Linked DNA regions of Homo sapiens: region 1 is linked to region 2. The links are chromatin contacts, found by Hi-C or POLR2A ChIA-PET in ENCODE. All regions are on one chromosome and are shown on one strand. The core of a region is the stretch at or near the end of the contact, and the rest is flanking DNA. Distances in the headings are between cores, read along the strand shown. Region 1 holds the start of TSPAN16-AS1 (TSPAN16 antisense RNA 1). Region 2 has its middle 10 kb from the start of SMARCA4.

What was found. Hi-C counts contacts between places; a loop is a spot of excess contacts on that map. ChIA-PET counts read pairs that join two places held with the same protein, here RNA polymerase II (POLR2A). Pooled maps may share reads with other maps.
Region 1: a map with no recorded cell type shows a loop between it and region 2 (9-fold over the local background). The contact joins the promoter of TSPAN16-AS1 here to the enhancer-like site in region 2. A Hi-C loop is called at or near these places in 1 of 37 single-sample maps with no recorded cell type and 2 of 50 pooled maps. POLR2A ChIA-PET finds 5 or more read pairs at or near these places in 2 of 52 experiments (AG04450 and naive thymus-derived CD8-positive, alpha-beta T cell).

Annotation. Positions count from the first base shown.
Region 1 is chr19:11,317,182-11,323,771 of GRCh38, forward strand. TSPAN16-AS1 (TSPAN16 antisense RNA 1) reads right to left here and starts at 4,144. Exons shown (of 3, transcript NR_187778.1): 1 at 4,043-4,144. RAB3D (RAB3D, member RAS oncogene family) reads right to left here. Exons shown (of 5, transcript NM_004283.4): 5 at 4,887-6,590. It also overlaps a transcript of TSPAN16 not described here.
Region 2 is chr19:10,947,013-10,954,214 of GRCh38, forward strand. No RefSeq gene overlaps it. Among named protein-coding and RNA genes, the nearest start is that of SMARCA4, 10 kb to the right of the region's middle. Within about 2 kb of position 5,944, at least 4 of the 41 ENCODE cell types and tissues checked have a DNase peak (open chromatin) inside an H3K27ac peak, as active enhancers do.

The sequences.
Region 1 (6,590 bases), core at 2,894-5,393, 370 kb after region 2:
ATATTTCAGTACACATCTCTAACGATATGTTCATTTGCGTTCACAACCATAACACCGTTATCACATCTAGGATAATTAACATTGCTTGTTTGGCATCCCTTAATACCTAGGCCATTGTTGAGTCTTCCTAATTGGCTCAAAACTTTTTTAAAGGGACAGGGCCTCACTCTATCACCCATGCTGGAGTGCAGAGATGTGATTGTTGCTCAGGGTAACCTCTAACTCCTGGGCTCAAGGGAGTCTCCCATGTCAACTTTCTAAGTACATGGGACTACAGGCATGCGCCACCACACCCAGCTAATTTTTTTTCTTTTTTCTTTTTTCTTTTTTGAGACGGAGTTTCGCTCTTGTTGTCCAGGCTGGAGTGCAATGGCACGATCTTGGCTCACTGCAACCTCAGCCTTCCGGGTTCAAGTGACTCTCCTGCCTCAGCCTCCTGCCTAGCTGGGATTACAGGCATGTGCCACCATGCCTGGCTAATATTTGTATTTTTAGTAGAGACGGGGTTTCATCATGTTGGCCAGGATTGTCTCGAACTCCTGACCTCAGGAGAATTGCTTGAACCCAGGAGGTGGAGGTTGCAGTGAGCTGAGATCATGTCATTGCACTCCAGCCTGGGCGACAGAGCAATACACTGTCTCAAAAAAAAAAAAAAGTGTGAAATGCTTGGGGAGTGCCAGATGTTCTGGGCTTACTGCTTTCTTTGTGGTTTTGGTTATTTACCCTGTTCCTCTTGTCCACATATTTCCTGAAAAGCATGAGTTACCAGCCCTGGCTGTAGATTAGAATCACCTGGAAGCTTTAACAAACTACCTAAACCTGAACCACAGATCCTGATCTTTTATTATTATTATTATTTTTTTGAGACAGAGTCTCGCTCTGTCCCCCAGGCTGGAGTGCAGTGGCGCGATCTCGGCTCACTGCGAGCTCCGCCTCCTGGGTTCACACCATTCTCCTGCCTCAGCCTCCCGAGTAGCTGGGACTACAGGCACCCGCTACCATGCCCGGCTAATTTTTTGTATTTTTATAGAGATGGGGTTTCACCGTGTTAGCCAGGATGGTCTCGATCTTCTGACCTCGTGATCCGCCCCCCTAGGCCTCCCAAAGTGCTGGGATTACAGGTGTGAGCCACCACACCCAGCCTAATTTTTTGTATTTTTAGTAGAGACGGGGTTTCACTTTGTTAGCCAGGATGGTCTGGATCTCCTGACCTCGTGATCTGCCCGCCTCAGCCTCCCAAAGTGCTGCAATTACAGGCGTGAGCCACTGCGCCCGGCCAGATCCTGATCTTCTAATTTAATTGAACTGGGCTGTGACGTGGGTCTGGGGATGATCCTAGTGGTTTTTAAGATATAGTCATGGTCACAGCTGAGCATCAATGAACTCAGGGGTTCATTCAATGACCATAGCATCCTGAACCAATTCTTTCAGAAGAGGTTGCAAAATGGTGGTTTATCTAATTCCTTTTCTTTTTCTTTTTTTTTTGAGACAGTCTTGCTCTGTCGCCCAAGCTGGAGTGCAGTGGCACGATCTCAGCTCACTGCAACCTCTGCCTCCTGGTTTCAAGCGATTCTTCTGCCTCAGCCTCCTGAATAGTTGGAGTTACAGGTGCCCGCCACCACACACGGCTAATTTTTGTATTTTTAGTAGAGACGGGGTTTTGCCATGTTGGCCAGGCTGGTCTGGAACTCCTGACCTCAAGTGATCCTCCCACCTCAGCCTCCCAAAGTGCTGGGATTACAGGCGTAAGCCACTGCCCCCAGCCAGAAATAAACTTTTTTACCCACACTTCTGACACCAAACATGTGGGGTTTTCCACACCAAGTAATTCTCCAATTCTCTGTGGACACCCGCTGGGTGTTCTACAATTCAGTTCTGACACCAATTACCCAGAGTTGGTGTGTGACCCCACAGATTTAAGGGCTGAGTCCCACAAAACTGAGCTTCCCTCACTTCAGAGGTATCAAGTATTGAGTTCCCAGGTTACCCATATTTCTGTCCAATGTGGCTACAAAGTCAGGGGGGGTTCTCACAAGCCCCCTCCCTTTCAGGTTTGATAATTTGCTAGAATGACTCACGGATCTCAGGCAAGTGTTTTACTTACTACTCCTGATTTATTATAAAGGAGACAACTCAGGCCAGGCGCAGTGGCTTATGCCTGTAATCCCAGCACTCTGGGAGGCCAAGGCGGGCGGATCACGAGGTAAGGAGTCTGAGACCAGCCTGGCCTATATGATGAAACCCCGTCTCTACTAAAAATGCAAAAGTTAGCCGGGCGTGGTGGCACACGCCCTGTAATCCCAGCTACTCCGGAGGCTGAGGCAGAAGAATCGCTTGAACCGGGAGGCGGAGCTTGCAGTGAGCCGAGATCGCGCCACTGCACTCCAGCCTGGGCGACAGAGCGAGACTCTGTCTCAAAACAAACAAAACAAAACAAAACAAAACAAAAAAACAAAAAAAGGAGACAACTCAGGAACAGCCAAATGGAAGTGATAAAGAGGGCAATGTGTGGGGGATGGTGTGCAGCACTTCCACACCCTTTCTTGGGGAGGGGGGCACCACCCTTCCAGCACCTCCATGTGTTCATCAACTCAGAAGCTCTCCAAACCTGTCATTTAGGTTGTATTTTGTTTTGTTTTGTTTTGTTTTTTGAGACGGAGTCTCGCTCTGTCGCCCAGGCTGGAATGCAGTGACGCGATCTTGGCTCACTGCAAGCTCCACCTCCCGGGTTCACGCCATTCTCCTGCCTCAGCCTCCCGCGTAGCTGGGACTACAGGCGCCCGCCACCACGCCCGGCTAATTTTTTTGTTGTATTTTCAGTGGAGACGGGGTCTTACCGTGTTAGCCAGGATGATCTCGATCTCTTGACCTCGTGACCTGCCCGCCTCCGCCTCCCAAGGTGCTGGGATTACAGGCCTGAGCCACTACGCCCGGCCAGGACTTTTTTTTTTTTTTTTGAGACGGAGTTTCTCTCTTGTCATCCAGGCTGGAGTGCAATGGCACGATCTCGGCACACCCCAACTTCTGCCCCACTTGTTCAAGCGATTCTCCCGCCTCAGCCTCCCGAGTAGCTGGGATTACAGGCATGTGCCACCAGGCCCAGCTATTTGTTATATTTTTAGTAGAGATGGGGTTTTGTCATGTTGGCCAGGCTGATCTCAAACTCCTGACCTCAAGTGATCCTCCTGCCTCAGCCTCCCAAAGTGCTGGAATGACAGGCATGAGCCACCACACCTGGCCAATCCTAGCACTTTGGGAGGCCAAGGCGGGAGCATGGCTGGAAGCTGGGAGTTCAAGACCAGCCTGGGCAACATAGCAAGATCCCATCTCTCAATCACTCAATCAGCTGGATGTGGTGGTGCTTGCTTGTAGTTCCAGAAACTCAGGAGGCTGAAGTGGGAGGATCCTTTGAGTCCAGGAGTTCGAGGCTGCAGTGAGCCATGATTGTGCCACTGCACTCCAGCCAGGGCCATACGGCAAGACCTTGTCTCCAAAAAAAAAAAAAAGAAAAGAAAAGAAAAAGAAAAAAGAAATGCTGGGGAGGGAGATTGCAGTACTAAATCAGGGGAGGGGGCAGTGAGAAAGTGAGATTTGCACAGTAGCCCAAAAGAGGAAGTTCAGTTAGGGGAGCTTTGTTGTATTAGTCTGTTTTCCTACTGCTGGAAAGAACTGCCCAAGACTGGGTAATTTATAAAGGAAAGAGGTTTGCCCGTGTACGGTGGTTCACGCCTGTAATCCCAGCATTTTGGGAGGCCAAGGTGGGCAGATCATGAGGTCAGGCGTTCGAGACCAGCCTGGCCAACGTGGTGAAACCCCGTCTCTACTAAAAACACAAAAATTAGCCAGGCGTAGTGGAGTGTGCCTGTAATCCCAGCTACTCGGGAGGCTGAGGCAGGAGAATTGCTTGAACCTGGGAGGCGGAGGTTGCAGTGAGCCAAGATGGCACCACTGCACTCCAGCTGGGTGGCAGAGTAGGACTGAGTCTCAAAAAAAAAAAAACAAAAAAATACCCAAAAAAACATAAGAGGTTTAATTTACTCACAGTTCAACATGGCTGGGGAGGCCTCAGGAAATTTACAATTATAACAGAAGGCAAAGGGGAAGCCAGATACCTTCTTCACAAGGTGGCAGGAAGGAGAAGAGCCGAGAGAAGGCGGAAGAATCCCTTATAAAACCATCAGATCTCGTGAGAACTCACTTGCTATCAGGAGAACAGCATGGGGGAACCGCCCCCAGGATTCAATGACCTCCACCTGGTCTCTCCCTTGACACGTGAGGATTATGGGGATTACAATTCCAGATGAGATTTGGGTGGGGACACAAAGCCAAACCATATCAACTGTGACTACCTTGGGTAAGGGCCATCCAGGCAGAGGCAGGGGGAACATTCTGGGCAAAGGCCTTGGGGCAGGGGCCTGGTATGTTCAGATAGCAGCAAGTAGGCCAGAGTGGCCGGAGGGGAGCAAGTGTGGGGAGGCCAGTGGAGAGATGAGGGTAGGGAAGGGATGGATCAGATCATGCAGGGCCCCGGGGGCCACAGGAAGGACCTCAGCATTTACTGCAAGTAAGGTGGGAGCCATCGAATGTTCTAAGCAGAGGAGGAATGCGCTGTGACTCAGGTGTTCACAGGTGCCCTCTTGCTGCTGGGGAGAGAACTGAGCTTTTTACTAGAAGTAGTTGAGGGAAATAGTGTCCTCCCTACCTTCCATATAACAGAGCTTTCCAAGGTCAAGGTGGTGGCCATGGGACCCAGTGGGAGGCAGCCCGAGGCCCGGTGAGGTTTCTGCTGTGTCTTGAAGAGCCCTTGACTGATATCTGCTTAGTTGCAAATCAAACCCCCTTTCCCAGAAACGCACTTCACTAATGGAAATAAAAGCACAACTATATTTGGGCACGACGGATTTAAGTTTTTCTTGTTGAGAAGAGTACATCTTTCCAAACTGGACATCAAGGAATTGCTACACAGAAGAACCACATCCAGGATAGAAAGGACCAGCCAGAGCTCGTTCAGTAGTGTATTTCAGAATCATCAGGGAGGAGCCGGTAGCAGAATTATCCCGTTAACACTGAGACCACATTTCACCTGTTACTTATTTTTCTAAATGGAGTAGGAGAGAAAGATGCTAAAATGTGATCTTGGGAGGAGTCCCCCAGTCCCCCGAAAAAGAAGAAGAAAAAAAAAAAGCAGAACTCCAAACCCCTGTGGTCATGGCAATTTCCCATCAAAACTGCCCATGTAAAATAAACACAAGCTGCTAAAAGTGAATGTTAAGAAGGAAGGCACTGGTTAGTGGGTGGTCCTGACCAATCCCCTGGAGCTGGAGAGGGGTTTTCCCACGGCCTTTGGTTTAATGTGTCTGTAAACTCAACAAACCTCCGTTTCCCTGAGGTAATCTGCAAAAACATCAGTTTTCAGTCCCCAGAGACCATTTCCAATTAAACCTCACCCCCCAAATCATTCAATGTAACATTTGCCTTATTTTTAGAAGAAACAAATGTTCCCATATTATTCCCAGTTTTTGAGAGAATCCTGAGGCAGCTCTCTCGGCTGCTACTTGAAGTTGAATTCTTGAAAAATCTTATGTAAACAGAAAGCTTAGGCCAGGTCAGGAGTAAAATGCAGTCAAAGCTGTTTCTCATCACACAGGTGATTACAGGTTAGCTCTGCCCTATTCAAGACAATCTGATCCATTCCTTTTTTTGACAGCAGTTTAGAGACAATTGGCCAACAAAACCAGCCTGGCCAACAAGGTGAAACCGTCGCTACTAAAAATGCAAAACTTAGATGGGCGTGGTGGCAGGTGCCTGTAGTCCCAGCTACTTAGGAGGCTGAGACAGGAGAATCGCTTGAACCCGGGAGGTGGAGGTTGCAGTGAGCTGAGATCATGCTACTGCACTGCGGCCTGGGCGACGAGCGACTCTCTGTCTTAAAAAAAAAAAAAACAAAAAAACCTCAGCAGGCCATACTGCATCTTGAGAAGTCTTTTTGAAGCTACTTTAGTTTGACTTTAGTGTTAAAGTAGCTAAAAATTTTTGACTCCCGCCCACATATTCAGATACCCTCACTTTGTGCATAGGATTTGTCCATTACACCTCAGTCATCTAATTTGTTGGTATAAAAGATACCCTCGGCTGGGCGTGATGGCTCACGCCTGTAATCCCAGCACTTTGGGAGGCCGAAGCAAGTGGATCACTTGAAGTCAGTTTGAGACAAGCCTCACCAACATGGTGAAACCCCTTCTCTACTAAAAATACAAAATTTAGCCGGGTGTGGTGGCAGGTGCCTGTAATGCCAGCTACTCGGGAGGCTGAGGCAGGAGAATCGCTTGAACCCTGGAGGTGGAGGTTGCAGTAAGCTGAGATTGTGCCACCGCACTCCAGCCTGGGCAATAGAGCGAGACTCTGTATCAAAAAAACAAATGAAAAAAAGATACCCCACTCCAAAGTTCTAAGGGTAGCCTCTGGTATGAAGAAACCAGGGCTCCCTAGAAATAAATCTAAACTTGAACCAGGCTTTCCCCCTCACACATACCCCAGGGAAGAGGCTGAGCTCATGAAAGCTGCAGGAAGTCATTTTGGCTTCAGGGGCT
Region 2 (7,202 bases), core at 4,694-7,193:
ATTTTGACCTCCCTGGAAATATTTCACAATATCTGGAGACATTTCTAGTTGTCAGAACTGGAGGAGGGGTGTTACTGGGACTAATGAGCTGCTAAACATTCTACCATGTACAGGAAATCCCCCTCAACCAAGAAGTAACTAAGCCAAAATGCCTATAATGCCAACATTAAAATTCCTGGAATAGCTCTTTTAGTTCGCAGCAGGAGGGTAGACTACACAACCTGGTTTGCTATCAGATCAAACAAACAAAAATCTTCATAATCAGAAATTAAAATATTTGGCCAGACACGGTGGCTCAGGCCTGTAATCTCAGCACTTTGAGAGTCTGAGGCAGGAGGATCACTTAAGCTGAGGAATTTGAGACCAGCCTGGACAGCATAATGAGACCCCTCTCTACAAGAAAATTAAGAAAAAAGGCTGGGCACAGTGCCTCACGCCTCTAATCCCAGCACTTTGGCAGGCTGAGGCAGGCGGATCACCTGAGGTCAGGAGTTTGACATCAACCTGGCCAACATGGCAAAACCCTGTCTCTACTGAAAATACAAAAATTAGCCGGGTATGGTGGGGGGCACCAAATAATCCCACCTACTTGGAGGCCGAGGCAGGAGAACCACTTGAACCTGAGACACAGTGGTTGCAGTGAGCCACTGCACTCCAGCCTGGGTAACAGAATGAGACTCCATCCCAAAAAAGAAAAAAAGAAAATTAAGAAAAAAAAAATGTCATTAACATTCCAGTACTGGCCGGGCCTGGTGGCTCATGCCTGTAATCCCATCACTTTGGAAGGCCGAGGTATAGATATAAGGATCACCTGAGGTCAGGAGTTCGAGACCAGCCTGGTCAACATGGTGACACCTTGTCTCTACTAAAAATACAAAAATTAGCCAGGCGTGGTGGTGGGCACCTGTAATCCCAGTTACTCTGGGGGCTGAGGCAGGAGAATCGCTGGAGCCTGGGAGGCACAGGTTGCGGTGAGACGAGATCACACCATTGTACTCCAGTGTGGGTGAAAGAGTGAGACCCTACATCAAAAAAAAAAAAAAAAAAAAAAAAAAAAAAAGGCCAGGCGCAGTGGCTCATGCCTGCAATCCCAGCACTTTCAGAGGCCGAGGCGGGCAGATCACAAGGTCAGGAGATTGAGACCATCCTGGCTAACACGGTGAAACCCTGTCTTTTCTAAAAATACAAAAAATTAGCCAGGCGTGGTGGCAGGCGCCTGTAGTCCCAGCTACTCAGGAGGCTGAGGCAGGAGAATGGCGTGAACCCAGGAGGTGGAGCTTGCAGTAAACCAAGATTGCACCACTGTACTCCAGCCTGGGTGACAGAGCGAGACTCCATCTCAAAAAAAAAAAAAAAAAAGGAAAACCAGATTTGGCACCCCAAAAGAACAGCTTTTCTTCCAAGTGAGGCCTCTTGGCAGTAATTCCCACGCCTGCTGGCTGACTCACTGCCACCTGGTGCCTTCCTAATTCCATTCTGTCACGTGGAACACGAAACTAATCTCAGAAGGTCCCACGATGTGAGTCCATGACAAGCACCTCCGCGTCCCCTCGCTTTGGAAATAGCCCAGAAATACAGAAGCCATATATATTTTTCTTTTTTCTATTTGAGACACAATCTCACTCTGTCGCCCAGGCTGGAGTGCCATGGTGCGATCTCGGCTCACTGCAACCTCTGCCTCCTGGGTTCAAGTGATTCTTATGTTTCAGCCTCCCGAGTAGCTGGGACTACAGGCACGCTGCCACCATGCCAGCTAATTTCTGTATTTTTAGCAGAGACGGGATTTCACCATGTTGGCCAGGCTGGTCTCGAACTCCTAACCTCGGGTGATCTGCCCACCTCAGCCTCCCAAAGTTCTAGGATTACAGGCTTGAGCCCCCACACCTGGCCCAGAATCCATGTTCTTAATCAGATGAAATCAGTCTCTTAAATTTCCCAGGGCGACCCGATCAGCAGTCAATTCTCAGTTAACTGGGGCTGATTCTTTTCGTTTGAAGATTTCTCACATCTCTCAGCTGGCACCTGAAACTGATCACAAGGACCTAGGCAGAGTTCAGTGGTGGATAGCTGGGTGGCCTGGAGTATTGCTGTTTATGACTTTTTAAAAAATTCTGCAGGCTGGGTGCAGTGGCTCACACCTGTAATCCCAGCACTTTGGGAGGGCAAGGCAGGTGGATCACCTGAGGTCAGGAGTCTGAGACCAGCCTGACCAACATGGTGAAACCCCATCTCTACTAATAATACAAAAATTATCTCGGTGTGGTGGCACGTGTCTGTAATCCCAGCTACTCAGGAGGCTGAGGCAGGAGAATCGCTTGAACCTGGGAGGTGGAGGGTGCAGTGAGCCAAGATCTCGACACTGCACTCCAGCCTGGGCGACAGAGTGAGACTCTGTCTCAAAAAACAAGAAACAAACAAACAAAAAAATTGTGGTAAAGCTGGGCATGGTGGCTCACGCCTATAAAATCCCAGCACTTTGGGAGGCCAAGGCAGGCGGATCACCTGAGGTCAGGAGTTCGAGACCAGCCTGGCCAACATGGTGAAACCTTGTCTCTTCTAAAAATACAAAAAAAAAAAAAAAAAAGCTCTGTCATTGTGGCATGCACCTGTAATCCCAGCTACTCGGGAGGCTGAGGCAGGAGAGTAGCTTGAACCCGGGAGGTGGAGGTTGCAGTGAGCTGAGATTGCGCCACTGCACTCCAGCCTGGGCGACAGGGCAAGACTCCGTCTCACAAAAACAAAAAAAAAAAAAAAAAGAAGAAGGCCGGGCGCAGTGGTTCAGGCCTGTAATCCCAGCACTTTGGGAGGCAGAGGCGGGCAGATCACGAGGTCAGGAGATCGAGACCATCCTCGCTAATATGGTGAAACCCCGTCTCTACTAAAAAAAAAAAATACAAAAAGATTACCCGGGTGTGTGGTGGGCGCCTCTAGTCCCAGGTACTCAGGAGGCTGAGGCAGGAGAATGGCGTGAACCCGGGAGGCAGAGCTTGCAGTGAGCCAAGATCGCGCCACTGCACTCCATCCTGGGCGACAGAGTGAGACTCCATCTCAGGAAAAAAAAAAAAAAAAAGGCTGGGTACGGTGGCTCATGTCTGTAATCCTAGCACTTTGGGAGGCCAAGGCAGGAGGACCACTTGAGCCCAGGTGTTTGAGACCAGCCTGGGCAACATAGCAAGATGTATCTCTAAAAAAAAAAGTTCAAAAATTAGCTGGGTGTGCTGGCACCAACCTGTAGTGGGAGGCTGAAGTAGGAGGATCACCTGACCCCTGGGAGGTTGAGGCTTCAGTGAGCCATGATCACACCATGACATTCCAGCTTGGGCAACAGAGTGAGAACCTGTGCCAAAAAAAAAAAAAAAAAAAAAGAGAAAAAAATTGTGGTAAAATACACATTACATAAAATTTCCCTTTTCTTTGAGACAGGGTCACACTCCATTGTCCAGGCTGGAGTGCAGTGGCACAACCTTGGCTTGCTGCAACCTCTGCCACCCATGTTCAAGTGATTCTGGTGCCTCAGCTTCCCGAGTAGCTGGGACTACAGGCATGTACCACCACACCTGGCTAATTTTTGATTTTTTTTTTTTTTGGTAGTGATGGAGTATTTTTGGTAGAGACAGGTTCTTTTGGGTATTTTTGGTAGAGATGGGGTTTTACTATGTTGGCCAGCCTAGCCTCAAGTGATCTGCTCACCTCGGCCTACCAAAGTGCTGGGATTACAGGGGTGAGCCATCGTGGCCAGACCAATTTTTTATTTTTAGTTGAAAAAAGGTCTTCCTCTGTTGCCCAGGCTGGTCTTGAACTCCTGGGCTCAAGTGATCCCCCCACCCGGGCCTCCCAAAGTGCTGAGATTACAGATATGAGCCACCATGCCTAGCCTTATTTTATTTTTAACAGTAGCTCTCCTAATGGTGTGAGGTGGCTGCCACTTCTGAATTTTTTTTTTTTTTTTTGAGACAGAGTCTCGCTCTGTTGCCCAGGCTGGAGTGCAGTGGCACGATCTCAGCTCACTGCAGTTTCTGCCTCCTGGGTTCAAGCAATTCTCATGCCTCAGCCTCCCAAGTAGCTATAACCACATCTGGCTAATTTTTGAATTTCTAGTAGAGATGGGTTTTCACCATTTTGGCCAGGCTGGTCTCAAACTCCTTGCCTCAAGTCATCTGCCCCCGTAGGCTTCCTAAAGTTGTCACTTATGATTTTTTTTTTGAGACGGAGTCTCGCTCTGTCGCCAGGCTGGAGTGCAGTGGCGCGATCTTGGCTCACTGCAAGCTCAGCCTCCGCCTCTGCCTCAGCCTCCCAAATAGCTGGAACTACAGGCCCAAGCCACCACACCCAGCTAATTTTTGTATTTTTAGTAGAGATGGAGTTTCAGCATGTTGGCCAGAATAGTCTCGATCTCTTGACCTTGTGATCCATCTGCCTCGGCCTCCCAAAGTGCTGGGATTACAAGCATGAGCCACCGTGCCCAGCCTTTTCTTTTTTTTTTTTTGAGACGGAGTCTCTTTCTGTCGCCCAGGCTGGAGTGCAGTGGCACAATCTTGGCTCACTGCAAGCTCCGCCTCCCGGGTTCAGGCCATTCTCCTGCTTCAGCCTCCCCAGTAGCTGAGACTACAGGCGCCCGCCACCATGCCTGGCTAATTTTTTGTATTTTTAGTAGAGACGGGGTTTCACTGTGTTAGCCAGGATGGTCTCGATCTCCTGACCTCGTGATCCGCCCGCCTCTGCCTCCCAAAGTTCTGGCATTACAGGCGTGAACCACTGCGCCCGGCTAGCCTTTTTCTTTTTTAATTGAGATGGAGTTTAGCTCTTGTTGCCTAGGCTGGAGTGCAATGGCGCAATCTAGGCTCACTGCAACCTCTGCCTCCTGGGTTCAAGCAATTCTCCTGCCTCAGCCTCCTGAGTAGCTGGGATTACAGGCATCTGCCACCATGCCCAGCTAATTTATTTATTTTTAGTAAAGACGGGGTTTCTTCATGTTGGTCAGGCTGGTCTCAAGCTCCCGACCTCACGTGAGCCACCCGCCTTGGCTTCCCAAAGTGCTGGGATTACACACTTGAGCCACCGCGCGCCTGGCCGATTTTTTTTTTTTTTTTTTTGAGATGGAGTCCCATTTTGTCGCCCAGGCTGGAGTGCAATGGCACGACCTCGGCTCACTGCAACCTCTACTTCCCAGGTTCAAGCGATCCTCTTTCCTCAGCCTCCAGAATAGCTAGACTACAGGTGTGTGCCACCACATCTGGCTAATTTTTGTATTTTTTTTTTAGTAGAGGCGGGGTTTCACCATATTGGCCAGGCTGGTCTCACACTCCTGATCTTGTGATCTGTGTGCCTTGGCCTCCCAAAGTGCTGGGACTAGAGGCGTGAGCCACTGCACCCGGCCTACACTTACGATTTTTAAGAGGCTGTTGCTGTCTTCTGTTTTCAGAGAAGTGCATTTCAAGTTTACAAAATTGCCTAGCATGGTGGCTCATACCTTTAATCCCAGCACTTTGGGAGGCTGAGGTGAGAGGATTGCTTGAGCTCAGGAGATCAAGACCAGCCTGGGCAACATGGTGAAACTTCATCTCTACAAAAAATAAAAAAAATTAACCAGGTGTGGAGGTGCGCACCAGTAGCCCCAGCTACTCAGGAGGCTGAGGCGAGAGGATGGCTTGAGCTCTGGAGGTTGATGCTACAGTGAACCATGATTGTGCTACTGCACTCCAGCCTGGGTGTGACCAAGTGAGACCTTGCCTCAAAAAGTAACTAACTACCTACCTAATTAAATGTTTACAAAGTCACTAGAAGAATTTGTGTGCAGCCCCAGGGAAAAGTAATAGCTGGATAAGCCCAGAACAGCAAAATGCTTTTTCTGAGAGAAGCAGACCTGCTGAGGCCCAGACTCACTCTTCTCAGACTGAGAGCACATCTGCAGGTGATGTTTGGGAAACCCCGGCTTGGCTTGCCTTGGGACACTTCCAGTAGCTCCAGTTCAGGGTTGGAAAACCTGTTCTGCCACTGTCTTGTGGATGCCACTCCCAGGTTTATATATTTATTTATTTTTTGATGGACTTTCACTCAGTCACCCAGGCAGGAGCGGAGTGGCATAATCTCAGTCACTGCAACCTCCGCCTCCCAGGCTGGAGAGATTCTCCTGTCTCAGCCTCCCGAGTAAAACTGGGACCACAGGTGCCCGCCGCCAAGACTTGCTAATTTCTGTGTTTTTAGTAGAGACAGGGTTTTCCCATGTTGGCCAGGCTGGTTTCAAACTCCTGGCCTCAAGTGATCTGCCCGCCTCAGCCTCCCAAAGTGCTAGGATTACAGGAATGAGCCACCACGCCCAGCGCAATCTTAGGTGGATTTTCTCCATTTTACTTGTACTCGTGTGTGTGTGTGTGTGTGTGTGTGCGCGCGCGCGCGCGTGTGTAGTAAATTGTATACAATTTGCTTCCTATGTAGGTTTGCATATTCACGCCCACATTCAAAATACTGATCATGGCTGAGGCGAGTGGGTCACTTGAGGTCAGGAGTTTGAGATCCACCAGGCCAACATGGTAAAACTCAATCCCTACTAGAAATACAAAAATTAGCCGGGCGTGGTGGTGGGCTCCTGCAATCTCGGCTATTTGGGAGGCTGAGGCAGGAGAATTGCTTGAACCCAGGAGGTGGAGGTTGCAGTGAGCCAAGATTGCACCACTATACTCCAGCCTGGGAGACACAGCGAGACTCCATCTCAAAACAAATCAAATCAAAACAAAACAAAACAAAAAAATTTAATCAGATAGTATGTAACATTTTTGAGATTGGCTTCCCCTCCCCGGTTCCCGCCCAAAGCATAATTCCCTAGAGATTCATTCATCTCGCCTGGGTGCCGTGGTTCACGCCTGTAATCCCAGCACTTTGGGAGGCCGAGGCGGGCAGATCACGAGGTCAGGAGATTGAGACCATCCTGGCTAACACGGTGAAACCCCGTCTCTACTAAAAATACAAAAAATTAGCCAGGCGTGGTGGCAGGTGCCTGTAGTCCCAGCTACTCAGGAGGCTGAGGCAGGAGAATGGCGTGAACACAGGAGACAGAGCTTGCAGTGAGCCGAGATCCCGCTGCTGCACTCCAGCCTGGGCGACAGAGCAAGACTCCGTCTCAAATAAAAAAAAAAAAAAAGAGAGATTCATTCATCTCATCTGTTGTGCATCTCAATAGTTTATTCCTTTTTATTTATTTTTTT